Regions from separate parts of the Mus musculus genome. Here region 2 is linked to region 1. A link is a loop called in an ENCODE intact Hi-C map of the cell type or tissue named here. Cell type or tissue: gastrocnemius. All regions are shown on one strand. Each heading gives the region's core, and the rest is flanking DNA. Links, peaks and the distances in the headings are about the cores only. Region 1 has its middle 24 kb from the start of Gm3646. Region 2 holds the start of 1700066B17Rik (RIKEN cDNA 1700066B17 gene).

Evidence for each region. A loop is a pair of places that touch in the nucleus more often than their neighbours do. Peaks named below come from ENCODE experiments on the same cell type or tissue, not always from the same donor. Only the 100,000 strongest peaks of a DNase experiment are listed, where the experiment ranks them.
Region 2: it touches region 1 in a loop (1.8-fold over the local background); 2 of 42 quality-filtered maps call a loop at or near these places.

Annotation. Positions count from the first base shown.
Region 1 is chr1:39,772,856-39,789,034 of GRCm38, reverse strand. No RefSeq gene overlaps it. Among named protein-coding and RNA genes, the nearest start is that of Gm3646, 24 kb to the left of the region's middle. In gastrocnemius, for the core only: no CTCF peak of the experiment used is centred there; DNase peaks (open chromatin) are centred at 9,716 and 11,017.
Region 2 is chr1:39,836,502-39,852,680 of GRCm38, reverse strand. It overlaps 1700066B17Rik (RIKEN cDNA 1700066B17 gene), which reads left to right and starts at 5,351. Exons shown (of 5, transcript NR_040465.1): 1 at 5,351-5,372; 2 at 6,835-7,016; 3 at 7,342-7,453; 4 at 8,578-8,663; 5 at 10,125-10,253. Gm35600 (predicted gene, 35600) reads right to left here and starts at 238. Exons shown (of 3, transcript NR_168308.1): 1 at 168-238. In gastrocnemius, for the core only: no CTCF peak of the experiment used is centred there; no DNase peak of the experiment used is centred there.

The DNA of each region.
Region 1 (16,179 bases), core at 4,769-12,768:
TTAAAGTTAATTTCATTATGCTATTGATTCAGCCCTGGATTGTTGGTGCTGTACCATCAAGTCAGAGGGAAATAGGTGCACCGGCCTGGTGTAATGCAGATTACAAGTGGAAAGAATTGTTGTGTTAGGTCCCTGGGAGGCACGTTCTGGCACAATCAATAGAGCTGTAAAAACAAGAAAGTCCTCTGTTCTTAAAGATACACTAAAGGCACCCAGCATCCAGGAGCATCAGAAGGCTTTGTGTGCTGCTATTTACTAGGAAGTAACAGCCTGTGGTGAGGACAGCTCACTGTGTGAGCAGAGGGGAAAGGCACTATCAGGTGTTCTGTTCCTACGCCTCTATCTGGGTCAAGGGTAATGTTTTTCCTCAAGGAAAACTGGTTTAATGGTTCCAATTTTGAAGCACACCCTGCTGTAAGCTACTCTAAAACAAAATGTTGGGTTTGTTTGTTTGTTTGTAACGAAGAAAAGTAAAAAGAGCGTAAAGCCTTCTCTACTGTTTGTATTCAGCATGAAGGCTCTGATCTTCTCCTATGTCTAAGGTCAAGTCTCTTTCATCAGTGTTTATCTTCCTCACTTCCGACTGCATTTCCTGCCTAGAAACAGTGTGTCAGGAGTTACTGTTAAAACTGCACACTGAACTCTCAAAGCTGCATGTAGGAAATGGGAGCCCAGGACAAGAGCCCAAGGTAGAGATGTCCCATGGATCATAGCTTCATCAGCGCTTATCCAAATTTCCTCTCCCCTGCTGTCTACCTTCTCTTCTCCATGTCGCAGGTGTGTGATGGTGAGTAGCCTCCAGAAAATGAGCCAATTCTGAGAGTGCCTGTATTCATAACTTACTAAGCTCCCCAACAGAGCCACACATTCTTGCAGACGTACATGATCACGAAATGTACATTATCCTTCTTTATCTGGTAATTGACACTCCCATCTGTCCAGGGCACACTTCTTTCCTTCTGAATCTGGACCTAGCTGAATAGCAAGTGAGGGAACCAACCCCACATGGAAGTTAACGTGACAGCTTTTCTGATACAAGCTAGGTAGCATGGAGGAGCAGCCTTCATTGGCTCGGCAACACACTCTCCACTGTCTCTTCCTATCTCCAAATCTAGATGTGTCAGAAATACCTAGAATAACTCCATGTACGCAAGGGCTGAATTAAAAGGAGAAGGTGAACAGAGCACCAGCTTCATTGCTCTGGGCTTCCTGGCTGCAGATACAATTTCACCAGCTGTCTCAGGTTGCTGCTTCTTGACCTCCCTGCCATGATACACTGCAACCTAGAACTGAGGGCCATCCTTCTCTGAGTTCCTTCTGTTGGGTATTCTATCACAGTAAGGACATAAATAACAAATACACAAAATTAGTACCAGAAGTGGGGTTGTTACTGTTGCTTGTTGTTCTTGTCCAGATCTGCATTGAGACCAAAGGGACATATTTTAAAAAGAAGAACTTTAGCAAGGAAATAAGTGACTGAGTTGAAAATTGTGAACAAAGAAAGTTCAGGTGACAATGCACCTGTAACTGTCAAAGAAGCCCACTCTCCTTATTGAGATAAGGTGCTCTGAGGGCAAGACCTGTCCTATCTGAAGGACTCTAACTTGTGAAAATACAAATTCATTTTCAAGCAAAGGACCTGAACTAAAACTGTCACAGAGGGACTTCCCTGCTCTAAAAACACCTGCCTAAGAAATGGTTGCTCCCGTTTAGCCACAAAGGCACACAGAGAGTGTTACAGCTGTGGTCTGGGGGTGCCAGATCTATCTGGAGCTGGCAGTGGAACTAGGCCGCACCATTCATGTGGTACTGGATTGGTGGCTATGAAAGAGGCAACAGTGAGGAGGTCATGGAACCTTGTATTACAGTTCCAAAATACTGCTAGGTGTGGAAAAGTCAAAGCATCTAAAAGCAGGCCTTGAAAGGATCACCTTGGAGGAGGTTTCTGGGAATACTTCTGAGGATTAATTATCTAGATTCCATTAGCCTTGATGCATCCATGGGGACTATCTTTGTTAAGTTAACTGAAGTGGGTGCACACACCTTGACTGTAGACAGCACCATCCTATGAACTGGGATCCTGGGCTGGGTTTAAGGAAGAAACTGATCTAAGCCCCTGAATTCACCTGTGCTTGCTGACTGTGGACACCACGGGACCAGCTATCATAAACCAGCATTTGCAGGACTTCCCCACCACAAAGGATGGTTACCTTAAACTGTGAGGAAAACCCAAACCTTCCTTCCTTAAGCTGGTTTTGTGTTTTATCACAGCAATACAAGTAACTGATATATCGGACACACAGAGAAGCAAGAAAATATGGCCCACAGAGAATAGAATATTAGCAAATGGAAATCTATGTAGAAGTGGCAACGATGACAGAATTACTACACCAACACATCAAAACACGTACAATTGTGTTCTGTATGCTTTAAAACCTAGAGGAATGACCACACAGAGTAAATGCAAGCAGAAATGAAACCTCTAGAAACAGAGACTCCAGTATCTGAGATGAAAAACACACAGGATCAGGTTAACCACGGTTAGACTCTGTGTCTAACCAATCAAATCAATGAACTGATGACACAGCACTGGAAGCCATCCAATGGGAAAAAAGGAGACTCGAGACTGGAAAAGATTATGAATCCTAGGAAAATGTAAAACAACCTAACCCACATGTGATTGCTCTAAGTGTGATCCCAAGACAGGGAGGTTGTCTTAGATGGGGCTGGGGAGACCACTGGGGGCTAGGAGCACTGACTGCTCTTGCATGGAACTCAGGTTTGGTTCTTAGCATCCACGTGTTGGCTCAGGGCTGTCTGTAAGCTGTAGGGTATCTATCTCTACTGGCCTTTGTGGGCACTGTGTGTGTGTGTGTGTGTGTATGTGTGTGTAGACAGAACACACAAAAATAAAAAAGAATATCTGAAAAAACAATGAGCAAATATTTTGCATATGACATAGACTAAATCACATGTGAACCCCAAGTGCAAGAAACATTGATTAAGCTCCACTGGTTCTTGCCTTAATCTGATTGCTATCAGCCATAGGTAGAGGAGTAATATAAATAACACAGCAGAGAATATACTCTGTACAAAGAAATCAAGATAGACCTCGCCTGTTCTGTTGGAAATGAGGAAGCGGGAAAACAACAGAGACATCATGAGAAGGGAAAAAGTCAGTCTATAGAAGCTCCAACTCCACCGAGTATCTTACTAAGCAAAACTGAAATAAGATAGTTTGCAGTCAAAGAAGCTGGACAAAAACAGTCACCAGCAAGCCCACATTGCAAGCAATTATAAAATATATTCTTATGTAGAAGGGAAAGAATATAGGCTGGAAACCTTGAAATATTAACTAAGTGGCTAAATAGTTATCATTTTAATCTCCTTAGGAAATGATTGCCCTTATAGAGACAAAGTAACATGTTATGGAATCAATCATCTGTGTGAAAATATTTGACAGCAGAAGCCCAAGAACTGAGGAACAAAAGCACACTGTAGTTCTCACACTGTAAATTAAATATCATAACGCCCCTTGAAGTTAGAGCTTGATATGAGAAATCATCTGGATTCAGCATGAAACAAGCCACAGCCAGTTAGCCAACGGTGGGATTTTAATTCCTTTAATTAAAAAGTGTGTTGTTGTTATTGCACATGTGAGCGTGTATGTGTGTATTGGAGAAGGGTGTGTCCTACGGTGTCTGTGAAGTCAGGGGATAACTGTGTGAAGTCCGCTCTTTATCCGTGTGGGCTCCAGGGAATAGACTCGGGACTCCAGGCTTGTACAGGAAGTACCATTACCCATCCTCTGTGGCCTTACGTTGAAATTATTGTGAAATGTTGGATTGATCCAAAGAGAGGAAGAAACAATACCCCAAAACAGATGTTGTGAGTAAAAGCAGGTAGCCAAACAGTACACTTAGACACATACAGGTCACCAATCCCACCGCATATGCATGGTGTAAACAGTTCCCTTAAAAGACAAAGATTTTCAGACTGTACATTTAAAAACCAACTCTACTGAGTTTCAAAATGTGCTCTGAAATCTTTTAACCCTCAAAATCCAGACAGCGTCTTAGTGAGGTACTTTAAGTTACTTCCTCCTTGTCCAAAATAGTTCCTTCTCCGTCCAGTGAGCTTACGTTGCCAGAAGCTGCTGTGGTGCTAGTTTTAAAGACGCTCTGGGTGGATTACTCAGAAATGACTCCTGCAACTGAGATGAGTGTTAGGTTAACATTTTCATCTAATTTGTTTCCACATTTTGACTTTTGACCCCTGACCCCTTTCCCAGCCCAGCTCTTATCCAATACATCATGAGAGTTGGGTAAAAGTTCAGGGGAACAAAGCACTGTAGTGTGGAGGATTTATGCTTCTTTGAACCCATCAGACTTAGTCCACGTACAGCTGCCCGTGTTTCCAAGCCAAGGCTCTTCTAAGGAAACTTACCAGTTGCTCAGCGTTAAGGATGTCTTGCCTGTGATCATGGACCCCTCTTCTAATAACGTCTTAAAATGCATTTACAGCTAGTACCCAGCTCTAACTAACCTTGAGCAACAGTAGATTATTGCCCGTTGGATTCTGTGGAAACCTTAAGTTCCCCAAACATCACTACTCAGCTGCCAAACGACAGCCACCAGGTCACAAGCAAAACAAAACATAAGCATATTTTTTACCATCCATACACAACACTGCTGGCACCAAATGTGTTTTTGCTTACAATTCATGCAGTTCTACTTGTATTGGCACAGATCCAACAGGCGCAGGGATTAATCCCACCACAGTTCCTCCTTCCTTTAGATATCAGTTGCGAATTCATGTACCTAGGCTTCTGAATCACCAACTACAACTCATATTTGATATAACTTATATCGGATCACAGCTCCTCTCTATATTTGATAATTTGGTAGACTGGCCCACAGAACAGAGGCAAACACCTTAACTGGAGTACTTGATTTTTGTAAAAGGATCCAACCCAGGAGCGGACAGACCCAAGAGTTGCTTTCAGTAGGAAGAGGAGGCAGGTATGGAGCTTCATGTTGTCTCCAGGTATAGCCCCGTCCATCCTCATGACAAGTGAGGTGTTCCCTAACCTCTTGACCTAGAGATATTATATAAAACCTGCATTTTGTAGTCACTGACAATCCCTAAATCAGCTGAACTTCTCTCCTGTTCCTGGAATGAGGCAGTGCTGAAAGTTCCAACCTTCAAATCATAGCTGAGACTATCTGGACCATTCCCTCTATAAGAGACCACTAAGCGTCACCTCGTTAGAACATATTCCTGTCACTTGGGAAATCCCAAGGGCTTTAGAGTCAGAAACACAAATCCAGAAAACCTTTGACATTTCTCATATCCACCTTGGACAACAGTTGTTTGGTTGGTCCAAACCCAGAAGAGTAATGTCAGGACAGAAGCCATTCACTCCTGTAGATGAAAAAAGATGCTCACTGGTGTTTTGTCAGAGACCAAATACTAGAACAAAAGATACTTTATCACTTAGGGGAGAAGATGCTCTATGTTGACCTTTGGCTTACACACACACACACACACACACACACACACATACACACACACGTGCATACACACGTGTACATAGACACAGACAAACACACAGAGAGCAAGAAACTTAGGAAATTACAGAAGTTTTCAAAGATCTATGCTAGGAACCAAATGATAGAGATTTGGATATTATACACACATGCATGTACATATACACATACACATGTGTGTGTTGTTGGATCATAGCTTTTTGTGTTAGACAAGCCCTGAGCTAAACATAAGTCCCTATACTCACCAGTACGGCCAGTAGTTGAAAGAGCCAAGTGTCAGGATCAGCTTGCCCAGGCTACCACAGCATCTTTCAAGTGTTGCCTGAATGTTGTGTTCTGCCTACCTACTGGCCGGGTCCTCATCCGTGTAATGGGCCTCTTATAACCATGGGAGCCTCAGTCCATCCAGCTTATCTCAGACTGTTGCTGGAGCCTTCTCAAGGACACAGGACTGTTCCTGGTATGTCACAGTAGCCTGTGTGCTCAAAGTGCTGGATACTGATGGGCGTTCACTACAGCAGCGAGTGCTTCTGTCATGCCTCTGTTCTTCAGTGTTTAGACTTAGAACTAAGCCCCTTGCTTTCCAAGACGAAACAAGAAAGGTCAAAAGCAGAGTGTGAGCAGGAATTGTCTTCTGATGTCTTTCTAACTTGTACACAATTGGTGTCAAACAGGCACCCATACTCTGTCCGTGTGTGCCACAAGATGTGAAGGACAGCTAGAGTGCTTCTCACTTATGAGAGATGGGGCAAAGCAACCCATGACAATGTAAAAAGCCAGCTTTGGAAAAAGACTGCAGGTCAGAATTGTGGCTCTCATCTCACTGTGACCTTGGTACAGAAAATAGCAGAGAGAATCAAGAGTCATGTCCAGCCATCGCTTAGTGTTCATGTATCTACACAGCTCCTGAAAAGCTTTCTCAACTCCAACACAGGGAGTGGTGTATACAAAGTGAAGTTACTTTAATACCCTATCTTCACCTCTGTCCACCCTCACAGTAAATTGATAAATAAGCAAAGAAACAGGAAGAAATTAATTGGAGACAAAATGCTAATTTTGCAATTTCAAATTCACAAATACCTAAAGCCAGTTTCAAGTTCATGAGGCAGAAACTGATCTGACTGAAGTTGAAACAGACAATTCTACAAACTAGTTTTATATTTTATTATCTCCTCCCAAGAACTAGAAGGACTCACCACACAGGGGAGCTGGACTGGCTTAACTGACATACTCCATGGAATGTACATTCTCTTGAAAAGCATATGGAACATTCACTAATTAGACCAGTTGTTAGGCCATGAAGCAAGTCCCCAAATATCAAAACAGAGAAACTGAATAAAGGGCATGTTCTGACCTCATCAGAACTAATAACCAATGAGAAGAAAGGAATCTGGGAAACCCCATTATATCTGAAAAATGTAAAAAAACCTACTTCCATATAGCCTATAGGTCAACGAAGAAACCAAAGGGGAAGTTAGAGAACGTGCCCCGAGCAGCCCACGTACGTCTGTGGAATGCAGACAAACAGCCCTTACATGAACCTTTCCACCACTACATAGCTATGCCAGGAAAAATGAAAACTCTCAGACAAATAAACCAAGCTTCCACATTAGAAGGATATAAGGTGATTAATATGATCCGAAAGAAAGTAAGAAAATCAAGGAACAGAGGCGAGAAGAGATATTAATACAACACGAAACAGAAGAACCACAGAGAAACGTAGTCAAGGAAACTACAATTGGTTTATTGGTGTTTTGGGGGGACAAAAACCCTAAATTCAGAAACCTTCATCAAGACTGATGGATAAAAAGAGAGAAAGAACAAATTTCCAAAATCATGAATCAAAAAGAGAATGTCATCACTAATATTATAGAAATTGGAAGGATAGAGAGGGCAATGAATGATTTTATACCAGTTAACTGAACGACTTAAATAGATGGAGGCATTCTCATAAAGACAAGAGTACAATTTAACTTAGATATAGGGCTGCTTCAGACAGAGCAAAGGACTCATATGTTCAGTCCATGACCAAAGGGGCTTGGCGAGCTAGGAAAACTGATAATGTTTACAACCTTCCAAAAAGAAACCTCATTATCTAATGGTCTCGCTGTAGAATTATATTAATCAAAGGAATATCTATGTTTCACAAACTCTTCAGAAAATATCAGGGACATACCTCCCAATTCATTCTACAAGGTCAATCTTACCCCAACAAAAATGTTTCAAGAAAATGTCTAACACTCTAAAGTACATAGACACATAGATCTTTAACATTGATAAACTGAATCCAGAAATGTATAGAAGAGTTGAAACACTAGGCCCAAAGGGGATTTATTTGGGGATGAAGGTTTAATATTTGAAAATCATAACTCTAGTATAATGCAAAATAATGGACAAGCTCTAAAGGATTACCTCAAAAGTTGGTGAAGAAAAATATCACAAAATCTCTCATTTGACCAAAATAATCTTTTCTCAATAAATTAAAAAATTGTTGCGGATCCTCAACAATTACCTAATGTCCAAAGCTTGTGAAACCATGACTATCTACCTCCTAAAATCAAGAGCTGGGCAAGGCAGTCCAACTTGCTACTTATTCAGGAGGCAGAGATGATCAGATCTCTGAGTTTGAGGCCAGCCTGGTCTACAGAGAGAGTTCCAGGATAGCCAGGGCTGCACAGAGAAACCATGTATCAAATTACTAATTATAAACAAAGAAGCAAAGAAACAAATAAAATCGTGCTTTAGGATGCTTGGTAGTTAGGAGTATTTGCTCTGCAAGATCGAGGACTTAGGTTTGAATCCCCAGTGGCCATCTAAGAAGCTGATCATGGCCGCACATGCCTGTGCGCTCAGCATTTGGGGAGACGGAGATGAACTGGCAAGCTCTCAGTTAGTGAAAGACCCCGACTTAACACAATAAGGAGAAGGACAGAGGAAGACAACTGACCTCTCCCTCCAGCCTCCATATGTTCACGATGTGTTGGCCCATCTGCACACTCCTGTGCATGCACACACACACACACACACACACAATCAAGTTTTAGTCACTAGAATGGGAAGAGCCAAACAATATCAACAAAAAGTTACATTCATCTAGATTCTTATATGCAGAGGATGGATCACAAACCAAAGGAAAACACCTGATAGAACCCATGCCATGGATGTATCTCAGCAACTGTGTGCTAAAACAGAGTGAAAGAAACCAGACACAAATGGCCACATTTTACACAATTTAACAATTTGTGCCAGGTTTCCAGAAAATGTGAGCGCATATGCAGAGTTCCCAGGGTTGGGGAACATAAGTTACAGTAAGGAGAGACTATCAGGTTAGCGGGCATATTCTCAAACTGAGCTGGGCTGGTAGCCACATGACTCCATGTATTCTTTTTTAAAAAGCTATTGAACAGAACTTTTGTGTTGAGTCCATTTAAAGCTCTAGAGCTGTTTAACAATAGGAATATGGAAAGCTAAAATTTAATGAAAACTTATTTGGCCCTACATTGCTGTTGCGGCAGGTGGTTGAGTTGGAAAGGTCATGGGATCTTGGTGGGCAGCTGGCCTTGAAGTTTGGTCTTCTGTACCTGATGGTATTTAAAGAAATGAATGTGTAGGGGGTGCGGCTTACAGCAAGTCACTTCTTGCTCTGCTTTCTCCAGCACGCCACTTCTCCTTTCAGAAAGTCTCTTGACTCAAGAGAGCAGTTATTAATTGGCTCAGCCCAGGTAAAGGGAGCAGGCAGAAGGAGCAAACAGTAGACAGATGCCCTCTGAGTAAGTCTGGTTTTCTTTGTCAGCAAACAACAAAGGGAAAAGTAAAACACTAGCACCTTTTGACTCTTAGACACTGGCTACTGAAATGCGTAGGTAAAACGTCACGCAGGACTGAGGAAGGGGCTAGCGGGCAGGGTCTGCAGGAGAAGAGGGAAGGTTTTCCTTTGTCCCATCAGTTCTCTACTTATGTTGGAGTCTCAGTGAATTTAAAGTCCGTGTTAGCATTGAGAGACGTAACTAGGCCGACGTAAGCAGAGTAAACATTCTACAGTAGTAAGATAAGAACATGCATGCCGTGTTGTGTTCAGAAGAAAGGCTTCTACTGAACAGCAAAGATGCAAGGGAAACTGATAGAGGAGACAGTCGACAGCAATGCCAGCAAATGTTTCTGTGTGAATAGGCAGACGGCCAAGGGCTTAGGTACTACAGGCCAAGTGCATCCCTGTGCCCAAGACACCTATGAACTAATAAACTGTAGACACACTCAGCTGTGGCGGAATGAGTTCAGACTGAACAAAAATTAGCCCAAGGACTAGGGCTAGCGTTTACAAGCCCTGAAAGATAGTACTGGAGAAAGTAGTTTAAAGCAGTGTCAATTGTAGCAGGTTGGTAAGTAGAGTAAAGACCCTAAATGATCAATAAATTAGCATGAATACAGGTAATACAACAGTTTGGTGATCATGTGACATGGATAGGAGATGAGCTTGGTAGTTCTTAAAGAGGAGGAAAATAACAAGAGAAATATGAACAATATAATACTGCATACTCTTCAGCTTGCAAACAAAACACAAAACAAAAGACAAAAAAAAAGAGATTAGTTTGGAAAAAATGTCTCAGAAGTGATGGATCAAGTTCAACTCCTCTGCAACCCCTATATTAAGTTCTTAAGCACAAGAAGCCAAACTTCGCATCCATAAAGAGGACATGCAAGAGAAAGATTGTGTCAGTATGCAAATCATTTGCTTATATAAAAGCACAGCACGAACCATAAGAGAAAATGACTAATTAGGCTCTATTAATGTGGCAATGTTTCTTCATTAAAAGATGCCACAGGAATGAAGGAGCCTGTCACAAGCCTAAAGCAAACATGTGCAGATAGATACACAGTCATCAAGGACTTACAGCCAGGAACCAGTGTATAAAGAATTCAAACAACAGAGAATAAGATAGGCCGAATAGAGAAGAGGACAGTGGATAACACAGCCTGTTCACAGAAAAGGAGACGAAGTGACCATAATAATAATAATAACAACAATAATAATAGGAGGAGGAAGAGGAAGAGGAAGAAAAGAGGAAGAAGAGAAGGAAGAGGGGGAGAGGGGGAGAAGAGGAAGAAGACAATAGGAAGAGGAGAGAAGGAGGAAGATGAGGAAAGGAGAAGGAGGAGAAGGAGAAGGAGAAGGAGAAGGGAAAATAACGATGACCACCTTCATTATTTATCCCACAAATAGTAGAAATTTGGGTCATAGCAAGATAACAACGCGGTTCCAGTCGTCTGGTGACCTAGGTTTGGTTTCTCTTGCTATGATAGACGTAATAACCAAAAGCAGCTTGGGAATAAGAGGGTTTATTCCGTTTTACACTTCCAGGTGGAACTTGAGTCAGGAGCATGAAGCAGCCACGGAGTGGAGGGGCCAACTGGTTTTCTCGCTGGCATGCTTCCAGTACAACCCAGACCCACCTGCTAGGCAGGCATAGTGCAGGTGCTGCCCACAGTGGGCCGAGCCCTCCTGTACCCATTAGCGATCAAGGCAAAGCTCCACAGACAGCGAAGGGACTGAGCTAATTGAAGCAATTTCTCAGCTGAGGTTCCCTCTGCCTCGGTAACTCAAGTTAGTTGTATCAAGTTGACAACAGGAAGTAGCAGCTTAACTGCCAGACTTGGGAAGAATGTGGAGCGCTCAGAACACATGCAGGCTGCTCTGAGCTCCGGTGAGGAGATAAACTGGTAGAGTCTTTTGAAAGAAAAAAAAAAAAAAAAAAAAAAACAACTATGACAAAGACCCTGAAATCCCGTGCTTTAATATTGGCTGCAAAAACATTTGGAGGTACCACATCGGTTTGTTTCCCTGTCAATCAGCAAAACACCTGACACAAGAGCCCAAGAGGAGGAAGGGTCTCTGTAGTTCACGGCCTTGTGGGGTGGTTCAGCCTGTTGATCACTTGGTCCCACATGATGCTTGATGCATCATGGGAGGTTGTAGCATGTGGGAGAGTTGCTGAGAACATGGCTGGCCACGAAGCAAGGAAGAAGGCAGTGGCAAGGAACCCCATGACCTACTTCCTTCAGCTAGGACCCGTCTCCTTAAGTTCCCACAAATAGCACCGCCAGCCGAGGAACTACTTGTTCAAAACCTGAGCCTCTGTTGGGTATTCAATATCTACTCCATGGTACACTTGCAAACTTCTCAGAAAAAGACAATAACGATTTTAACAGCAATGTCTACAGCAGCAAACACTTAGAACCACCGAAATATCCTCTGTCCATATAAGATATGGGATGTTACCCCAATGGAACACTATTCAGCAGTAAAAGCAGCTTATTGAAGGGTTGAACAGGGTGAACAGGATATATCATTATAAGACAGGACTGTCTTAGTGAGGGTTTCTATTGCTGCGATGAAACATCATGGCCTAAAAGCAAGTAGGGGAGAAAAGGGTTCATTTGGCTTATACTTCTTTCTATATTGCTGTTCATTATCGAAGGAAGTCAAGACAGGAACTCAAACTGGGCAGGATTCTGCAGGCAGGACATGATGTAAAGGCCGTGGAGGAGTGCTGCTCACTGACTTGCTCCCCCTGCTCTCTTATAGAACCCATGAACACCAGCAATGGGCTGGCCCCATCAATCATTGATTAAGAAAATGCCCTCCAGCTGGGTCTTATTGAGGCATGCTTTCAATTAAGGTTCCTTTCTTTCTGATAACTCTAGCTTGTGTGTCAAATTGACACAAACTAGCTAGCACACAGGACAAATACATTTCCACAGCAAGGATATATGACTGCAAGATTGGTGGCCCAGAAACTGGTCTTAGTCCAAGAGACTGGAACCCGTAGAATCTAAGGGATCAATGTTAGAGGCAAAGGGCTTGGATTCTACCGGGACAGTCACTGGTTCATGCCCACATGCAAAGGTTCAAAACTCTATAGAGTCAGATGTCCATGTCTTGCATGCAACAGCAGCAAGAAACAAGAAGCCTACTCTGCACCTGTGGGGTGTGCACACGCAGAAGGGACACCTGGCAAGGGAGCGGAGGCTGCTCATGGGTCACATGAGGTCACTGGGAAGAGTGCAGATGAACAGTTTGAAAGTGGCTCACTGGGTGCTGGGCACATGAGTGTGTGCTTTCTTAATCGTTGAGGTCTGGGTGCATGGCGTAGCATCTGCGTCCACTCATCCAACTGAGAGCAAGTACTATGGGGAAATGTGTTCGTGTTGAACATGCACCCACCTGTTCTTCCTGTCATTCTTTAATAACCCAGTACAACAATGACATGGAGCTTGTGCCATATCTGTTCATATAAGTCATCCAAAGATGACCTACAGTTTACAGGATGGTGAACCCAGGCTATGTATCACATGATGCAAAGGACTTTAGCATCTGTGCATTTCAATATCTGCAAGAAACCTAAAAGCGACTCTTTATGGGACTGTGGTAAGGTTATATATTATGTATAACATATGTAGTATTTACATCAATGATATTTTATGTTTTAAATCAAAGTATTGAGCAGAAGGAAAAATGCAGTAAGAAATTTAAGTAACTCTCCAAAACGTGTGCACACACACACAACATGCACAACACACACACACAACACATGCACAAACCATGCACAACAGATACACACATAACACAATACACATATATACAAATATATACACATACAACACACACAACATACACACAACACACATATATACACACACAACGCATACAACATACACACAACACACATATATACACACATAATACACATAACATACACACAATACACACACACACCACATACACGTACAACATACGTCTTAGGATATCTTGGTGAAGTGAATTTCAGACAAAGGACAGATAATTTAAAGATGACGATTTTGATATGGACCCGTCCTTTGGGACATATCGACTAAGCTATACCTTTCGACTGTCAGTTATATGTCTCTATGTGGAGATAGCCTAAGAGAACAATGTCTTGGCTGGGAGGTTGCTTCGGTGATTGCCATGCAAGGCTGAGGACTGGAGTTCAGGTCTCTAAACACTCTCAGGTATGCTGGTTGCGGTGTGGCGACTGCCTCCAATCCCAGCCTTGAGAGCAAGCTCGTCATCGAGAAAAGCCAGAGGAGCAACTTCCAGATTTGACTGAAAGATCCTGCCTCAGTAAATGAGGTAGAAGAATGGCCATCCGCACCATATATGTGCACAACTATGTAAATGGAAAAATGTGCACACATATATGTACATAACACATAGAAACAAGTGTGTCTGTCCTGTTCTTTCGCTTTATGGAAAAGATCAGCAGAGATCACCTGTTTAGCTTGCTTAAACTAACTATTATTATATAACTATATAATATTTAATATTATAAATATTATTATATTAACTATTAAGCTTGCTATTAACTGATGCTATAGCATAGAGGACTCTGCCATTCTTGGCTACTGAGTTGGAGTGCCGGCGTCTTACCACCCATTGGCTGTACTATCAAGGCTTACTAACCATTTCATATGCCTGTCATGTAAAAGTGATGATTGCCACACTCCATACATTATATCTCCTTTAATCCCTACATCTCTGGAGTCTTGGGGCAGATCTTCAGTCTTGTAGTTCTGACACTTTCCCCAAACCCAGACAATTGCCAGGATCACACACTAGTGAGTGCTCTCAAAGCCTTGTTCCTCCCCAGTCATCGCCAACCTGACATCTGCCCCACCCCCAGTCTCCACCCAGCCTTTCTCGGTGCCCCCACCTATATACTGCTACAGCCATTCAGTAGGCTTCCTGAGTGTATACTAGCTGTGTACTTGCTGTGCTCCTAGACACACATAATGCTAACCAAGCAAATGGTACATTTCTTCCCATCTCTTCCCAGCTCCAGCCTCAAATCTCTGCTCCCGACCTCTTGTGGTAAGACACTCAAGAAACACCCGCAGCAGCGCAGTGGTCAGCGTTTTCCAAGGGTGCTCTAGAAGGCAGCGATGAACCTGGCTCCTTGTACCATGTGTATTTCAAACACAATGTCCCGTGACTTCCATTGTTCACATTCAAATATTCCAGTTCCTTTTGGCAGAGAGAGAGAGAGAGAGAGAGAGAGAGAGAGAGAGAGAATAGATATAAATCGCCCAGCATGGATACCATCTTGGCAGCCTTTGCTCCGGAGCTTCTGCGCATGAACAGCCCAAGTCCATGCAACAGTGTATTTGTAAGTGTTCTACACACAGACCCCTCTTTGTCTCTTAGAAGAGCAGCAAAAGTTCTTTCTGTCCTACAGAATGACAAAAAGACCCACTGGCTTCCTTTCAAATGCGCTAACTGCCCAGCTCCCGAGTTTCAGTTCAAGGCCCATGTTTGTGCCTTTAAGCATAAAGTCTCACTGCCAAAGTCTCATACTAACTGGTGTGAACGACTAGCCGTTCCAGAAAAGGAGGGATGGAGGTAGCCTGGCACATCGTGCAGCTCCCCCTCCCCCTCCCCCTTCCTCTCCCACCATGATGGAACCATCTGTTCACAGGTGGCAGCCTCGGCTGGGACCACACTTGAGATTGGGGGGGGGGGGGCACCCGAGCCTAATTTTTCTCCTTGTCTCTGAGGACATGAGATCCTTTTCCTTCTGTCGATATGAAAGTGTAATTAACAGCCATCATGTTTCCAGACAGGGGCACAGAGGGTACAGCTCCTTCTGAAATTCCAGATAACAGATATGGTGGTACATTTGGTTTTGAGAACCAGCCAGGTACCGCCGTGTGCAGCTCCCATGTCCTTGGCTGCTCCCTCTTTGAAGGACACTTGTGAAGCATTTAAGGTGACAGCCACCCATGGGCAGCCTTGCCAGCCACCTGAGGTGACTAGCTGGATTTAGGAAGCCTACCTTTTCTAGGGGACACACCTAGGTGAGAGTTTAAATGGAATGATTTAGACTATCGACTAGCCATAAAACTGTGGGTCAGTTGTAACTCCAAGAGGCTCAGCTTATCTCCAAAATATCGTGAAAGCCATACCTTGTTATAGGGGAGACTGTACACGCATGTACATAACCATGTATGCACATATCTACATACAGATGTCCCTGGGTATCCATGACGGATTGGTGTCAGATGACTCACGATACCAGAATTCACAGATGACTGGGTCTTCTCTATAGAACAGAGCAGTGTTTGAATATGGCCCTACCTTGCACATCTGCCTGGATAATTATGTCCAGCTGATGCACAATACCTGCTGTGACATAAATGCTAAGGAATCCCTGTCACACTGACAGGGGCAATAATGGCAAGGATGTGTCTGTTCAGTACAGACAAAATGTTTTTCCTCCGTTTTTTGTTTTTAATCAGGGTTGACTGAATTTGAGGATGCAGAGACTGATCCGAACACACGTCAGTTTCTAAGGTTAAAGATGGGGTTTCCTGGCATCATCAGGAGAGTACTCTGGCCAGCTCAGTGTCCCCATGACAGAGTGTTTTTTTGTTTTTTTGTTTTTTTACTTCACAAAGTCACAGTAGGAGCTGGAGAGTCCACTCTAGGGTAGGGTTCCAGGGACACTTCCCAGCAGAAAGCCATCTGTCAACAGTAACCGAAGAGCTCCTCCTCCCAGGAGCTCCCAGCTGGCAAAGTAACTGCCTGACCCTCTCCAGACCCAAGGGTCCTGCTTGT
Region 2 (16,179 bases), core at 4,458-12,457, 64 kb before region 1:
AACTCTTCCACAAAGCACTCTTAAGGATCAGAAACACAGACGGGAGTCCAGAGAGGGGACTGTTGTTTCCACTGGCCACATGTGGTCATTACCATCCCCAGAAGAGTTCTGTGATTTACTGTGCACTCATGTAACTATCAAGGGGCTGAGCCGGGTACTTTGCCTACCTCAGTCCCAAGTTGAACTCACTCAGGAAGGTGGTCTGAGTTCTCCAAGAGCCTCCTGTCTGGGAAGAGATGAGAATACACAGGGATCAGTGACATTATACAAATGCTGTCACAATGGCGATTGTGAGCCATGTGAGCCCAGACATTTTATAGAGAAGGATTGGCCAAAAGAAGGGGGGGAAGAGGAACAGCTCAGGCTGTGCCAGTCAGTTTTCTGTCACCTGACACAAGCTGGGGTCATGAGGAAGGACCCTCACTTGAGAAAACGCCTCCATCAGATTGGCATATAGTCAACTCTGTGCACCATTTTCTTGATTAATGACTTGTATGGGAGAGCCCAGACTACTGTGAATGGTGCCATCCCCGATTACGTGGTCCTGGATTGTATACAAAAGCAGGCTGAGCAAGCCGAGACAAGCAAGCTGGTAAGCGCTGTTCCTCTGTGGCCTCTGCATCTTCTGCTTCCATGTTCCTGCCCTGGCTTCTCTTCATGATGGACTGTAAGCTGAAATAGACCCTGTCTTCTTCCAATTACCTTTTGTCATGCTGTTTATCACAGCAACAGAGAGCAAGCTAAGACGGTGGCCTAGCAAGGCCTCCATTCTGACAGTGTGGGCAGGCCCAGATAGACCCAGGCCCAAGTGTTTTTCTGTCTGACTTGTTCTGCTGTGTTCATGTGGTTTCCCTCATTCATCTCATTTATCTGAATCTCAGTAAGCTTGCCCTGTGTATTCTAAGTGTATGCACTACCACTGAGCTCCACCCCCCAGGCTGGGAGGGATGTCAGAGTGTGGGGTGTGTTGTATTTATGGAGATCCTTGCTATTCTTGGAGTCTGGACTGTCAACAGGATGGCAGGAAGTTCCTGTCTAAGCAGAGATGTGACAAGAGACATGGGTATCTTGTCTCAGGTAGGGTAAGAAGACTGGAAAGAGCAAGGGCAGCCACTGGGTGAATTGTGGTGAGCCCAGGTCAGAATCAGGTACCACTGAGGCAGTGGAGACAAGACAAATAGATGGCGTACTGGCTAACCAGCAGGGCCCACCTGAGCCTCCATCCCCTGTCCTTTCTCACAGGCAGTGTGGGAAGACACAAGACAATGAGTCAGCAGAACTCTGCTCAGTTCCCGCTCTTACTCCAGGCTGGTCACCCGCTCTTAGGTCAAAGCACATTAACACGTCAATCCTGGAATTCCCAATGAAGAGGAAGTGGTGTGTGCCTGACCAAGTTCCTGCCAGGCGCAGACACTCACACGTCTACAGACAGAAGCCAAAGGGCTTTTGGTGGCTTCTTACTCTGTTTCTTCCAACAGCTGCCAGAGTGCGGTGAGGACAGGATTCCTGGCATCACCAGGCCTGTGTGCCACACATAGGTTTGCCTCTGAGTTCCAACTGAATAGAGAACCCACACATGTTCCCAAGAAATACACATCTAGCCGCTTCACCTCTAGCTACAGCTGTAATGTGTCTTTACTGGAACAAGGTTAAATGCATTTTGAAGTAGCTAAGACAATGTCACCCAAAGCATTTAGGACACATTGGGGGAATATCGTTGAAGAAAAAAAAATGTCTTCCTTTCCCACAATGCTCATTTCCTCAGGTTGCTAGGGGTAAGATAGAACACGTCTATTCAAATGAGAACATATTAGAATGGGATCCCATTACGCAGAGAGCTCTCGGTATTGAAGTGGGTTTGGCCTAATGCTGCGTGTGTTATAATGTTAATTTTGGTCCCCAAAACTGCTTACAGGAGTGTCTGCACATAAGACACAGGGGACCCTGCCCCCAGTTGGTTTTGGATTGATCAGTAAAGAGCTGTTGCCAATGGCGGGACAGGATGGAAGAGGTGGTACTTCTAGGTTCCTGGGGGAGGGGGTAGGAGAACGTGGGGGTTGGAAGAAAGGGTCGCCAGGAGAAGGGGTAGGACAGACCATGCCAGGAAGGAACAGGAGGGAGTAATGGCTGAAATGTAGGTACAGAAGCCTCCTGGGCAGCAAAGACAGGGGACTGACCAGAAGGAGCCAGGGAAGCAAAGGTAAAATATAGATTTTTTAAAAAAGATATTAATGCAGGAATACTGGAGGGAGTATTTGCTGGCAGTGGGGGACTTTTAGAAGTGCCCAGCCATTGAGATCGTCAAGACATATCAAAATTGAGTTAGTGTATGTGTGTCTTTCATTCTCAAATCCAAGAGCTCCTGTAGCAGAGACTCGCAACCAGCCAGGAGCTCAGAGCAGGTTTAACTAACTCGCTGCTACATTGTATTTGGGTTTTCCCTTCTCTTGAAAATGTATGACTGGCACGTCTCACACCCTACAGAGTTGCTATCCAGTTTACTAGGTCATGGTTGCACCTTCTCTTTGTGTCACAGGCGTTCTTTTGACTGAGCTCTCTCCCCCTCCCCCACCCCTCTCCCAGCTCTTACTCTCCATAGTTATGATGCTGTTCCTTGGACAGAGAGGGACTAAGAGAAAGAGAGAGGAGGTCATTTCTATCCAGGCTCTCTCTGAGTTCGTTTCTTGTTACTATGACAAAATACCGAAGACCTGAGTTCTATTCCTGGGATCCACGTGATGGGATGGAAGCACTTACATTCACGAGTCGCACTTTGGCCTCCATGTGCACACTGTGGAAAATGCACCCCAATAAATGGTAATAAAAATGAAGTGAACAGCAAATGAGAGAGATACCTGTGTCAATCTCTGTTCTCCACATACATGTTAACCCATGTGCACACGTGCCCAAGCACATGCATGTGAGCACACACACACCAAGATATAAGGCAATATGATCATTCTCTACAGTGTCCTCAACTAACCTACAGTTTCAGACTGGCCTGTCACATGAATAATACCAGCAGAAAGCAGGTGGCAAAGTACCTTACACAGGGCACGAAGGACAAAGACTTGTTTTCTTTGCATAGGTCTTGGCTTTGGATTCTGATCCATTCCGAGTCAACACTTGTGGCCTTGTACAACCCGCCCTCAGCCTCTTTCAGCCCTTAGGGGGACAAGGACAGGAAAAATACATAAGCCCCAAGCTGGGCATTTAGCATGCTATCAACATGGCTCAAGGAGACCCTGAGGATGGGGCTTCCCAGAGTGGTGTACTCAAAGCAGGTGAAAGGCTAGGAAACACTTCTCAGAAGAGGCAGGCACCGTCTTTAGGGGTTCTGATAGTACACATGGGGAAGCAATATTTCAAAAGAATACTAGAGTGGATGCCCACAAATGAGCTGTATGAGGATAGTCAGGGCAAAGCAAATGGGCACTACAGTCACTCTACACCGTGTCCTGTGCAGGAGCAGAAGTCGGTCAAGAAATCGGCAAACACTGGCCCAAGAAGCTGGGCTTAGATGGTGAGACGTGTGCAGATCCTTAAGGCTTAGAGCAGAGGTGTCAAGGTATCATGCCTTGGGTGGGAGAAACCTAAGATGTTAAGGGGTACATAATACAAGAAAAGGTGGGTGTAGGGGTGTGTACAGGGGCCGTGGTAGCTCTTGAGTGCTCTGTTGAAGGGCTCCTCGGTGAATTTTGTCCTCTGACATCATTATCTAAAGTTCTAAAGACATTTTTACTAATGAAATAGGTTTTCACAAATACTGTATTAAACAGCAATTATGCAGTCAGTCTTTGAAAGGGACAAATGGAATGTCTGGTCACAGTGTCAGGCAGAGGAAAGAGGGGACTGGAAAGGTTGTAGGGGTCTTAGGTGAAGACAAGGGAGCCCGAGTAGGCACTGCTCCGTAGCCTGTGGGAACTGCCAGCACTCACTGGGACTGGGAGCACAGTGGAATCAGGCTCAGAGCGCAGGTGAGGACTGGGAGCTGCATTTTATTTCGAAATCACAACATCTCATTAGTCCTTTTCCCCGACACCTTTGATGTTTTCATGAGATATATTACTTTTTGCAATTAAAAAAAAAACCATTTTGCTTGATAACTATACACCCAGCTTTTAGATGGGTATAAGAAAGCAATATTTAAAAGGACCAAGGATTTGAATGAGATTGACCATGGCTAGGGATGACATTATGCCTTTTTCTTCCACCTCCAAAATCCATGTGTTGCGGCGATGCCCATCTCCCGTGTCCCAGAATGGAGTTCATTTAGAGAAAATGAGTTTACAGAGATGATTAAGACAAAGTCATTAGGGAGAACTAATCTAATATGATTAGTGTCCTTATAAGAGAAGGAAATTAGATACATATATAAACGGAGGTAGAATACAAGGCCACAGGAGAAGGCCCACCATCTATAAATCAATAAGACAGCCTACAGAAGAAACCAGCTGCTATAGTTCAGAGATGACTTGAGTGTCCTCCTCAAAGGGTCATGTGTGGGAAATTTGGTTCCCAGTGTGGCAGTGTAAGGTGGTTGAACCTTTAAGAGGTGGGGCCTATCGGGAGGTGGTTAAGTTTTTGTGGATGCTGCACTAGGCAGGGATTGATAGAGTTGTGACACTCTGGTCAGGTCCTTGGAGATCAAGCTATAGAGCCTGAATTTCTCTGATTTCGGATCTTGCTATCCGATTTCAGCACATGTTCCTGCAGGGAGGCCCTCACCAGAGCTGAGTGACAATCAGGGCTGTGCTCTTGGACTTGAAGATGTATGAGTTAAATAAAACCTCTTTCTTTACAAAGAACCCAACACCAGGCAGTTTTGTGGTTTTTTTTTTTTTTTTTTTGTAGCAGTGGAAAATAGACTGATATACCAACACTGATGCCATCTTGGACGTCTAGCTTTCAGAGTGGGCAGAAAGCCAATTGTTTTACAATTGTCTTCAGCACCCTGTGATAGTGTGCTATAAACTAGCACCGCCATCTTGCTTTAGAGCTGCAACCTTCCTAATGCTGTGATACTTTCATGCAGTTCCTCATGTTGGGGAGACCCCCCCCCCCAACCATAACATTATTTTTGTTGCTACTTCATAACTGTAAACCTGCTACTGTTACCAATCATAATGTAAATATTTGATATGCAGGATATCTGATATGCTATCCCTATGTAAGGGCTGTTTGGCTCCAGAGGGGCCACTCAGCCAACAGGTTGAGATCTACTGCTTTAGAGGCATAGGAAGATAGAAAAAGCTTTTGGAGATAGGTATGGTGAGGGTGGGGGAGGGGAAAACAGGAAGTGAAGTCACAATATCAAAGGGCATCTCCAACCTGAGGAGCGGTGGTCTGTAGACATCATTACACAGAGGCCGGTGAGAGCATCAGCTCCCAGAAAGCTTCCTGGACTTAAAATCAGGAAGTCGCTGTGACCTTTGAGATGACGCCACTGTTCCAGCAGGGGAAGTCCAGGCACACTGGCTTAGGGAGGGACGCAATGCCACAGTCACGTCTTGATGGCAAGACGTTTCATGTGAAGGCTAGGGACAGATAGGACAGTAGTTACAGGGGCAGAACTGAGAGAGAGCTTTTAAAAAGTGGTTTTACTATTATATCTTAATTGCACATAATAATTGTTTTCATTGTGCATTTTGATCACTTTTATCCCCTCAACATCTTGTCCCTCCCACCCTCCATTAATCCCGTTCCCCTTCTCAACTAGTCCACCTTCTAACCTCATCCCCCCTTCCTTTATTTCATGACCCAGTAAGTTTCATTATTGTTATTTACAGGAGCGCCGGGTTGTTGTTTGTGGGAGCATGGGTGCCTTACACCAATGAAGAAAATATCTTTCCTTTCCCTGTCGACTGTCAGAGAGAGAACGTTTTTAAAGAGTCGGGGAAAGTCCAGGGGAAGCCAAAGACTAGGAGGAAGGGAGGAAGGGGGAGGAGAAAGAGGAGAAAGGGAGGGGGAGGAGAAGAAGGAATGGGGGGAAAGAGGAGGAGGGACCAGAAAAGACCCTGGTGTCTAATCTACCTTTGTTGAAAAAGTCACAGGACGAAGGCAGGTCTGAGGATAGGGCTGGGGGTGGGGTGGGGGTAGGAGAAGGAAGAGGTGCTGTGTGGCATCCCCATTCTGAACAGAGTCTCCCAGCCCTGGACTGCTCCTTTCCTTTAGCCTCCCCTGGCTTGCTCTGATCTCTACTGTTACTGAGTTTAGGAGGTTCTAGGTCTATGCCTGGCTCCCAATGTTTGAGCACCAGCATGTATTACTCAAGGGCTTCCCTAGCTGCTGAACAGGGGCCAGACCATGTTGAAGTCAGCACCGAGGCAAACACACAAACCTTTGAGGTCAGGGATCTGGGCATCCAGAGGAGACCCAGAGCATATTCTTGTTCACCTCGCTCTCCAGCAAAATGCTCCAGTGGTTTTTCCTGGTTGGGCCTCTCTGGGTTCAGTCCCCAGGCAGACCCTTTGTTTTCTTAGGCATTGGTTGCAGAATTACTGGCAGGCTGGACTCTAGGACATTGCCTCCCCCGCTTAGTGGTTTTGAAACTTTCAAAGAGATAGTTCAGTCCATCTTTCAAATAACATTCCAGAAATCCCTAAAATATCAAATGGCTAACGGTTTGTGTTACACATATATATTCCCACTATAGCCTCAGCTTATATTCACACACCATAGAGCCCAGTAATGTGAACCGAGAGCAGCTTTACAGATGGAAAAATGTAGAAGGGTTATGGGAACCTGGCACCGTCTGAAGCCAGCCTTGGGGTTCAGATTATTTTTAGAGTTTATTTTGGTCACACTGTAATGAGAAATTCCTCCTTCACACAGATAAAGGATTATATAAACCATAACAATTAAAAAAAATAGTCAGCCTTGCAACCTTGAAATATTTCTGTAAGTCATCAGAGAATGGCAGGGACCTGATATCTCCCAACGTCTTTACAACGAACTTGTTTTGTAACATACCTATTGGTCTGCAGTGAGGATACGTTGAGAGCCATTATGCTACGGTATGAAAACAATTTAATATATCTTAAAGATGAAATTTGAATAAAATGTTTGTAAAAACCTAAGTGATGTTTCTCAAGGCATCAAGAGCCACCTTGAGAGAGCTGGTTGTGCTGGCACACACCTTTATGCTCAGAACTCAGGAGGCAGATGCAGCCAAGTATCTTTGAAGTCAAGGACAACCTGGCCTATATAATAGTGAGTTCAAGTCCCGCCAGGGCTACAAAAGTGAAACCTTGTCTCACAAACAAAACATCAAACCTGGTGACCTGAACCTTGTGACCAATAAACATTTACTTACTAACTCTTTTGTGACAAATTCCACAGGCAGCTGAGGACTCAGCCCAGGTGAGGCTTCCGCCTGAAAGATGAGCTAAAGCCAGAGGGAAATTCCATCCAGGACCTCACATGTGACTCGTTCCAAGGGCTCTGAAGACAGGTGAGTGGGAAGCCCCAGGCATCAGTGGGCTGGAGGTACAGTGTGGGTGCACAGCAGGTTTCCCGAGGCCCTGAACTCTGTGCTGGGAACACATCAGTGCATCTTATCTGAGGCAGGGGCATTTTTTTTTTTTTTAAGTGCTCTGCAGAAACCTAAAGCAGAAAACACAGAACTCAAAATACACTATATTTATCTCTTACATGTACCTAACATGATTTTAAATTATGAAGGTTTATCTTTTTGAGAGAGAGAGAGAGAGAGAGAGAGAGAGAGAGAGAGAGAGAGAGATTGATTGAGCAGAAGAGGGTATCAGATCCCCTGAAGCTAGAGTTATAGGAGATTGTGAGTTTGTTTCTTGTCGGTGCTGGGGACTGATTCGGACTCTCTTACAGAGCTGTACTCTTAGCCGCTGAGCTATCTCTCCAGCCCCAAAGTTTAATTAATAAAGTGGGTACAGTAATAGATTATCAATTGAATCATGAACAATAATAAGCCCCACAAAATTATTTGAACCTCATAGATCGTTTCCATCCACAGTCCCCATATTACGTGGGGTGATGACTGAAAGCTGGAGGGAGCCACTGGAGGTGAAATTCAAGAATTAAGTGAAGAGTGAAGAGAGAATTCTTGGAAGGAATGCAGAGACCCAGGCCTGGGAGGGGAAGAGCTGCTTTTACACTGGGATAGGGTTTGGAGGTAGCTGATGCATGCTGGAGTTCAGGACACAAACCTGGAAAGGTGGGGAGTGTCAGGCATGAAGGGGAGTGGGGCTTCAGGCTAACCAAGAGGTGGTGATGAACGGAGCTGATGGTGTCTAAGCCAGACAAGGCTGTTACATAATTTCCATTTGTTTGTTCCCTTTTGAGAGAGAATCTGGATATAGAGTTTAAATTGGTCTTGAACTTGAGGCCATCTTCCTGCCTCAACCTCTGGAGTGAGGAAGCTATGGGCCTGTTTTACCACACCCAGCTATAATTTGTGATTTTTTTTTTTTAAATAAAGACTTCTATTATTATGGGGGCATCTAGGAGACTGCGATGAAGCTAAGGGTGGTGGAGGCTGAGGCAGATGTGTTGAGTGATATTTAGGAGATACCGTGAACACAACTCGGTGATTGTCTGCAGTGGATGAAGAAGGAGATGCAGAGAAGCCGAAGGCCCTGCTTAGACTGCCATGAAGAGAGGATTTGCACCCAGATGGTTCTGCCTAGGTATCCCTTCTAAAGCATTATTAAGTCAGACTTCCAGCTAAGACTAATCAGCTTGGACACAGGACAAAAGAAACGCCTGAAGCCTGGGCTCTCATGAGGGAGCAAGTGTTTCTTCATGGAGGAGGTCTGGCTTACCACTTGTTGCTAAGAATGAGTGGAATTATCAGGCAAGAATTGGTTAGCTGGTGAAATTAGTCCACCAGCCAAAGACCAGAGTGGGTAGTGTCTGTGTGCCTCTCTCTCTCTCTCTCTCTCTGTCTCTCTCTCTTGTGTGTGTCTGTCTGTTTGTCTCTCATGTATGTGTCTGTCTGTCTGTCTCTCTTGTGTGTGCTCATTTGTGTCTGTGTATCTCTCTCTCTCTCTCTGGGCATGTGTGTATCCATGCATGCATGCATGCGTGTTTGCACAGGTGTGCAAGCACGCACACTTGTGCACCTGCACAGAGCCCAGAGGAGGGCAGATGTTTTGCTGTCTCTCTACCTTATTCCCTCGAGGTGCAGACTCTCACTGAACCTGGAGCTACTCTAGAGGTCGGCAAGTCCCATGATCCTCCTGTCTCTGCCCACAACAGTGCTGCGGTACAGGCTCATGGGTGGCCACATCAATCAGGCTTTTTATATAGAATCCAAAGCCCAGTACTCACATTTGCACACACATCCTCACCTGCTGGGCCATCACTCCAGCCTTGAGTTAATGTTACATTAATGAGACAGCAGACAGATTTCTCTCGGGTCTTATCATGAGGCAACAATATGCTTTCCAGATAGACGTTTATTGCAACAGACCCTACCAGGAGGATCTGAATACAGAACTTTCCAGTAAAGACAAACAGCCCTGGGGCATCTGTCTCCCTCAGTGTCACAGAGTCCCTGGCACTTCCTTAGTGCATCCCAAAGTCTGGTGTTGAGTGTTAACAGCAACACTCAGGCCGGGCAGTGGTGGTGCACGCCTTTAATCCCAGCACTTGGGAGGCAGAGACAGACAGATTTCTGAGTTCGAGGTCAGCCTGGTCTACAAAGTGAGTTCCAGGACAGCCAGGGCTATACAGAGAAACCCTGTCTCAAAAAAACAAAAAACAAAACAAAAAAAAAAAACAAACAAAAAAAAAAAACTCAGCAACACTCAGGTTGCCAAGGTGTTTGGAGGGGCCGGGAGGGGGATTTTTGTGGTTTCTGAAATAGGAAGTACCACCCTAAAGTGTATCATTTCTGAAGTGGAGAAAGTTCCGGTAGGCTTTCAGAAAAGCCAGCCCAATGACAAGCTGATGTTTTCAACATATTTATAGGTCAAAATAGTAAAAACATGACTTATCTCAAAGACCAATGGTGTTATTTGCATGTGAAGTGACTAAAGTACACTCCATAGTTGCCCACTCTGAGAATTTATTAGCCACAGAAATCTAGCTCGCTTTTGTGAAAGACACAGTGGGCTGCCTATCGTGATTGTTTTTCTTTACTGCAGACCTTCAACAAAGCTCGCTTGGGTTTGAAGATGAATGCCAATGGAGACATACGTGTTGATTATCGACTCTGTGGCAAAGCATCGTGGTTTGATAACAGTAAAAGTCGGTTCTTTCCGAAACTCACAGTCATAAAGAGATGGGTGTGGTCTGTCTGTCACCAAGGGTGTTGCTTTGCTGGGCTCCGAACAAGTCAGGCCCTGATTAGACTCCAGTTAAGAAGCTTGTGTGTGTGTGTGTGTGTGTGTGTGTGAGTGTGTGTGTGTGTGTGTGAGCGCGCGCACAGAGGATTGTCCTGTACACATCTGTGTGGATGGCAACTGGCTGTGTGGACCACCTTTGCCCAAATGACTCCAGTGGCCTCTGGCATCAGAATCCCTGTCCCTGCTGGGAGCAGGGGCAACTCTGGATGGTCTATGCTGGCATCCTGACTCCAGAAACTGAAAGGGAGACACCTGAAGCTTGGAAGTTTCCCTGGCCTGTGGTAAAGCAATTCTTGAGGGAAAATGGCAGAGGCCAAAAGGAAGCAAGACCACACTATTGCCTTAACCAAACGGGAGAGGAGAGGAGTTTGACTCACTCCGTGTCGTTTGCATCCAGAGCCACCATCCTGATCCCTGAAGTGTGGAAGCTTCAAATGGTTTGCCATCCAAGAAGAGCCAGGGGCTGACAAGATGATTCAGTGGATTTGAGCATTGGCCACCAACCCTGATGACCTGGACTTTACCCTCCAGTTGTCCTCGGACCTCCACACATGTCATGACACACATTCCCCATCCTCCAATACATTAATAAATCTAAAAGGTATTTTTTTAAAAAGCCAGAGAAAGGTTTGGAATGTTAAGGCAGCATGGTGTTAAGAGCTGTGGACTCTGGGCCCACACTGCCTGGGTTCAAATCCCCATACTTCTGATGGCTCTTATGTGTGGGAAAGTTATTTATCCCACCCCCGTGTTTTGGGCTCTCTCTTTGAAAAATGGGGAAGGGGAGGTGTGGGGTTAGTAATTAAGGGTTTTCTTGGGGGCACAATTGAGTTCATAGTTGTAAAGTTCATAGAAGAGGTCACTTGGAAAGTCAAGAATTTCTGTAATCCACCCAACACCCATCTGCGATCAGGTACTAGAGAGCTTGTGAGAACAACTTCTTCTTCTCCTCCTCCTCCTCCTCTTCTTCCTTCTTCTCTTCCTCCTCCTCCTTGTTTTCAAGGCAGGGTTTCTCTGTGTAGCCCTGGCTATCCTGGAACACCCTTTGTAGACCAGGCAGGCCTCTAACTCACAGATACCTACCTGCCTCTGCCTCCATTACACCTCTACCACACTGGCCACCTCCAGTGGGAACTTCTAAGGAGTCCATCTTAGGAGCCAAGCACCCACTCCCACATCTTCCATCACAACCTTGCCCTTTGGACCACTTCCCTGGATCTGTTTTGAGCTCACATCACACTCAACCTGGTCAGCTCTTCCCTCAGGGAGCTCCTCCCTTGCTGCCTGAAGGCCTATCTCTCCTCCTCTGACTTCATTCGTGCCCACAGGGCCTGCAGCTGACACCTGCCGCCAAGCCCTCCCTGAGCTGATGTAGTCGGCTTCTGCATGCTGACAGACAGGCTTGTGGCAAACCCCAGAGGCTCCCAGGAAGTGAAAAGCCCTTCTATTCTGGTCCCTCCCCATGGAAAACCAGGATCACCGAGCAGCACAACCATCCTTGCGGGCCTGGGAAAGCCTCCACTGGCCACTACCCTACCCAGTTTTCACACAAACCTGTCAGCTTAACTATTCAGACCCTCTCAGACAAACCTATTTACTATTCTCTCTTCTTCCTAGGGGCCCTCTGGTACTTCTCTCTCCTGGATATTGTCTCCAGCCTTATCTAGGCCAACAGTATACACAATACGGGGTTAAGGACAGCTACAGCGTTGCAGGTAAGCGCTACAAAGCAAAATACACCAAGTATTCTGTAATAGTAACCAAGGTGCTGGCTGAGAGGGTCTCTGCCCAGGCAACATTTAAGGAGGATGAATCCAGGCCTTCTTGGAGTGTACATGTCCTGAAACAAAACAAAACAAAACAAAACAAAACAAAACAAAACAAAACAAAACAAAACAAAACAAAACACCTAAAGGTTAAAGAGGAGGGCTGAGAGTCGGCTTTCGGTGGGGTTTTGGTGAAGAGTTCAAATTTTATTCCCAATGCAATGGGAAGGCTATAGGTTAGGCATCAAGTGGTCCCAAAGATTCACGTGTTGAAGGTTTTGGTCTCCAGCTGTTGGAACCAGTTATTGAAAGATGATTGGACCGTGAAGCTTTGACCTAATCAATGAGTGGGTCCACTGAAGGCTGTGTAACAAAATAGTGGCTGGGAGGTGCGCTGGGAGGTGCGCTGGGAGGTGATGTGAAGTTAGAGGCGGGGCCTCCTTGGAGAGGGTAGCTCACTGGGGTCTCCCCCTGGAGGCTAGATTTTGCCCTGGCCGGTTCTATCTATGTCTCTGCTTCCTAGCAATCAGGAGATGAGCAGCTGGGCTCCAAAGGTGTTTTCTCCACCCCACAGGGGTGTGGCCAAGCGACCATAAGAGGAAGTGTTCACACTTAGAAGCTCCTCCCATTTCAGACGATGAATTTTAAGCAAAGGAATAACTTGCTTTTCTTACATTGAGAAAACGCTTTTCTCTTGTCTTCACTTAAAGTGTAACTACTTAGAACTTACCACGAAGCCTTGCCTCCTCTCCTTAGTTTTCTTTTGGAATTTCCGAAGGAATAAAGTGCCAAGTTCCCGGGTTTCTACACCACGCTCTAGCCCAGTGCTTCCCACCCTTCCTAACGCTGCGACCCTTCAGTACAGTTCCTCATAGAGTAGTGACCCACCCCCCTCCCCATCATAAAATTGTGCGGCTACCTCATAACTGTAAGTTTGCTACTGTTAGGAATCATGGTGCAAATGTCTGTGTCTTCTGATCCCCAGAGGGGTCGCGACCAGTGTTCAGAACTGCTCTTGTACGTTGAACGCTGAACTTTGTCCTGCGCTGCACTGTCCAGTGTGGATTCTGGGGGAACCAGTGACGTGTGCCTCTAAGCACCCCTGGGTTTGCCCTTGTTTCAACCTCAGAGACAATGGAAGTTCTGCTCCAATCAGAGACTGACTCCCTCCGAGTTAAGTCCTCTCTGGACCACCCCACCTCCCTGCTCGGGTCATGTGCTTCCCCCAACGCGTGTCCTGTTCCCTGCTCAAGGGTTGTCAGGCTTTCATAAGATAACTCCTGTGGTTATCACTCATCCAGATTCTTACAGCCAGCTGCTCAAAGCTTCCAGATAATACACACAATACTTACTTCTGTTTTCAATTGCTGATCTTCAAAATAAAATAAAATAAAATAAAATAACAACAGCAAAAACAACACGACTTTTTTTTTTTCCTTCATGAAAACAAGGGTTGGTTTGTGCAGCTGTGGCCTTTTGTATGGCCTGCATCTGTCAGCAGATGGGCAAGGACCCTGAAGAGCCTGTGTGATTTCAAACAGCTCTTCCATTCGTTCACGCAAATTAGAAATCCTGGCCCCAGCACACTGTAACCAATGTAAAAAATGCATGCAGCTGGCTCTTTGTAACAGCCCACATTGGCGGCTACCCAAATGTCTATCAGCTGCACAATGGATAAATAAACTGCGGTGTATTGGCACAATGGAGTACCAGCCCAAACAGATAAAGGCCTATCTATACCATGTCAAAATACGGATACTCTCTCACAGGCATAATGCTGCCTGAGGCACAAAAGTGTCACACGGTATGATTCTGCTTAGTGGACATAGAAAGGTGGGAAATGAATCTGTGATGTTAAGAATCGGGATAATAATGTCTGTAGCATAGAGTAGTGAATGAGGTGGTATAAGAAGGAAGGTCAGGCACAGGCTATGCCCTGCATGGAGATGCGTTCAGTCTGTGAGGATTCACTCAGCCGACACCTGTGATGTGCACATTTTTCTGTGCCTATGTTCTTGTCAGCAAGAGTTGGAAACAAAACCGGCCCTGTCTGTGACAATATAACGTCTACATAGTTTTCAGCCCTAATCACCTATGAACATAAATTTGTTATCTCTTCTGAGGTAAAGCGACCCATGGGAAATAGGAGGTGGAAGTTCAAGACTTCTCTTACGTTGTTTGAAAACAAAACTCTCTAAGACATTCTTTCGTAGAAGCCACACCTTGGTCACACTGCAAGTGTGCTGTGGATGTGACGGGACAGTTTCATTCTTCAACCAAGCCAGTCTTAAATGAATTTCTATCTATGTACCTTTTTTTGCTGGCACAACATCTCTCTCAAGTTCTTATGGTGAGATCTTCAATTATAGGATCTTCCCCCCCACCACCCCCGGAAATAATGGAGATGGACAGTAGAGCTTATAAAACCCTTATCCATCAAAACCATTGCTTGCTTATCTTTAAAAACACTTCTCCAGTGGGGGGTGGCCAACAGCTTTAATCCCAGCACTTGGGAGGCAGAGGCAGGTGGATCTCTCTCAGTCTGAGGCCAGCCTGATCTACAGAGCCAGATCTCGGCCAGTCAGAACAGGAAGAAATCATCTTGCCAAATATGATTGATAGGTAACAGTGGGAGAGCATGCGCTTGCTTCTTCTTCTTCTTCTTCTTCTTCTTCTTCTTCTTCCTCCTCCTCCTCCTCCTCCTCCTCCTCCTCTTCCTCCTCCTCCTCCTCCTCCTTCTTCCTCTTTCTTTTTTTTTTTATAGAAGCCTTCCTAGTGCAACAGTACATGCATTTTTATGTATTTATTTTTTCTTCCTGGCCCCTCTCAGAAGAATCCATCTCTCTTTTTGTTTTGTTTTGTTTTTTCAGAGACAGGGTTTCTCTGTATAGCTCTGGCTGTCCTGGAACTCACTTTGTAGACCAGGCTGGCCTCGAACTCAGAAATCCGCCTGCCTCTGCCTCCCGAGTGCTGGGATTAAAGGCGCCCCGGTGGAAGCCATCTCTTTAATGCAGTGAGACCCAGGCAGCATGTGGCCGGAGCAGTTCAGTACCCTGACTACAGTGATTGACTTGGAAATGAGCAGGAAGCTCAGACTGGGTTTCCCTCAGAATTTTGTTAGAACGCTAGGGCAAGAGACACATTCTTTTCTTTTGGGATCAATATTCCCGGGCATGATAAACCTTTGCCAACACAGAAGAGGAAGAAGGTTTACACTTACACAATGACGCCTTTCTGATGATCTGAATCCCAGGACCCAGTGCTCCTGAATCCACCTTGAACATCCCCCTTATATAGGCTTACATCTTCTCTCTAGCACAAACACATTTGAGTTCATTTTTCTTCCACCTTATGCCACAGACATCCAGATTTATCTAGACAGGACGTTCCGTCACCAGGACTCAGGGATATGTTGTAAGTCCCCCTACACTCTGGCTGCTTCCTTACTGACACCAGTTATTTTGCCATTACTGGCCCAGAGAAAAATGATTTGTTCTTTGTATTTTTTGAACCTCAGAGACAGGGAAGGAACTGGGCAGAACCTTCCTTCCAAACTACTTGGAAAGAGCAGTTTGGGCCAGGCTGTTTTCTAACCCAAGGTAAAGTATGAAGCAGAGGTGGCAACCACAAACTCCTATTCTCTGAGCAGGCCACAGCCAGGTGAACAGGAGAGAGAAAGAGAGAGAGAGAGAGAGAGAGAGAGAGAGAGAGAGAGAGAGAGAGATTTCACAGGTAGAAAATGGACATCACGACTTTGGCGGAACCTTCTGGGGCAGGCAGAGGAGGATACAGGGTTCTGTCCAGTCACTCCCGCCACCATGTTCCTGAGTGTTACGGTTTGAATGTGAGATGACTCTTGGAGGCTCACGTGTCTGAACTTGTCCCCATCTGATGGTATTTGGGAAGCTTGAAGCCTCCTGGTCCTGGAGTGTAGCCAGCAGACTCAGCTGGCCTTTGAGGGTCAGTGGGCTGGCCTTTCCTTGCTGGCTGGGTATCTGCTTCCTGGCCTACACCATGTTGCTAAGCAGGCACCTCAGACTCTGGCCACTGTGGATTGAGTGTCTGCCATGTCTTCCCCACCATGGTAG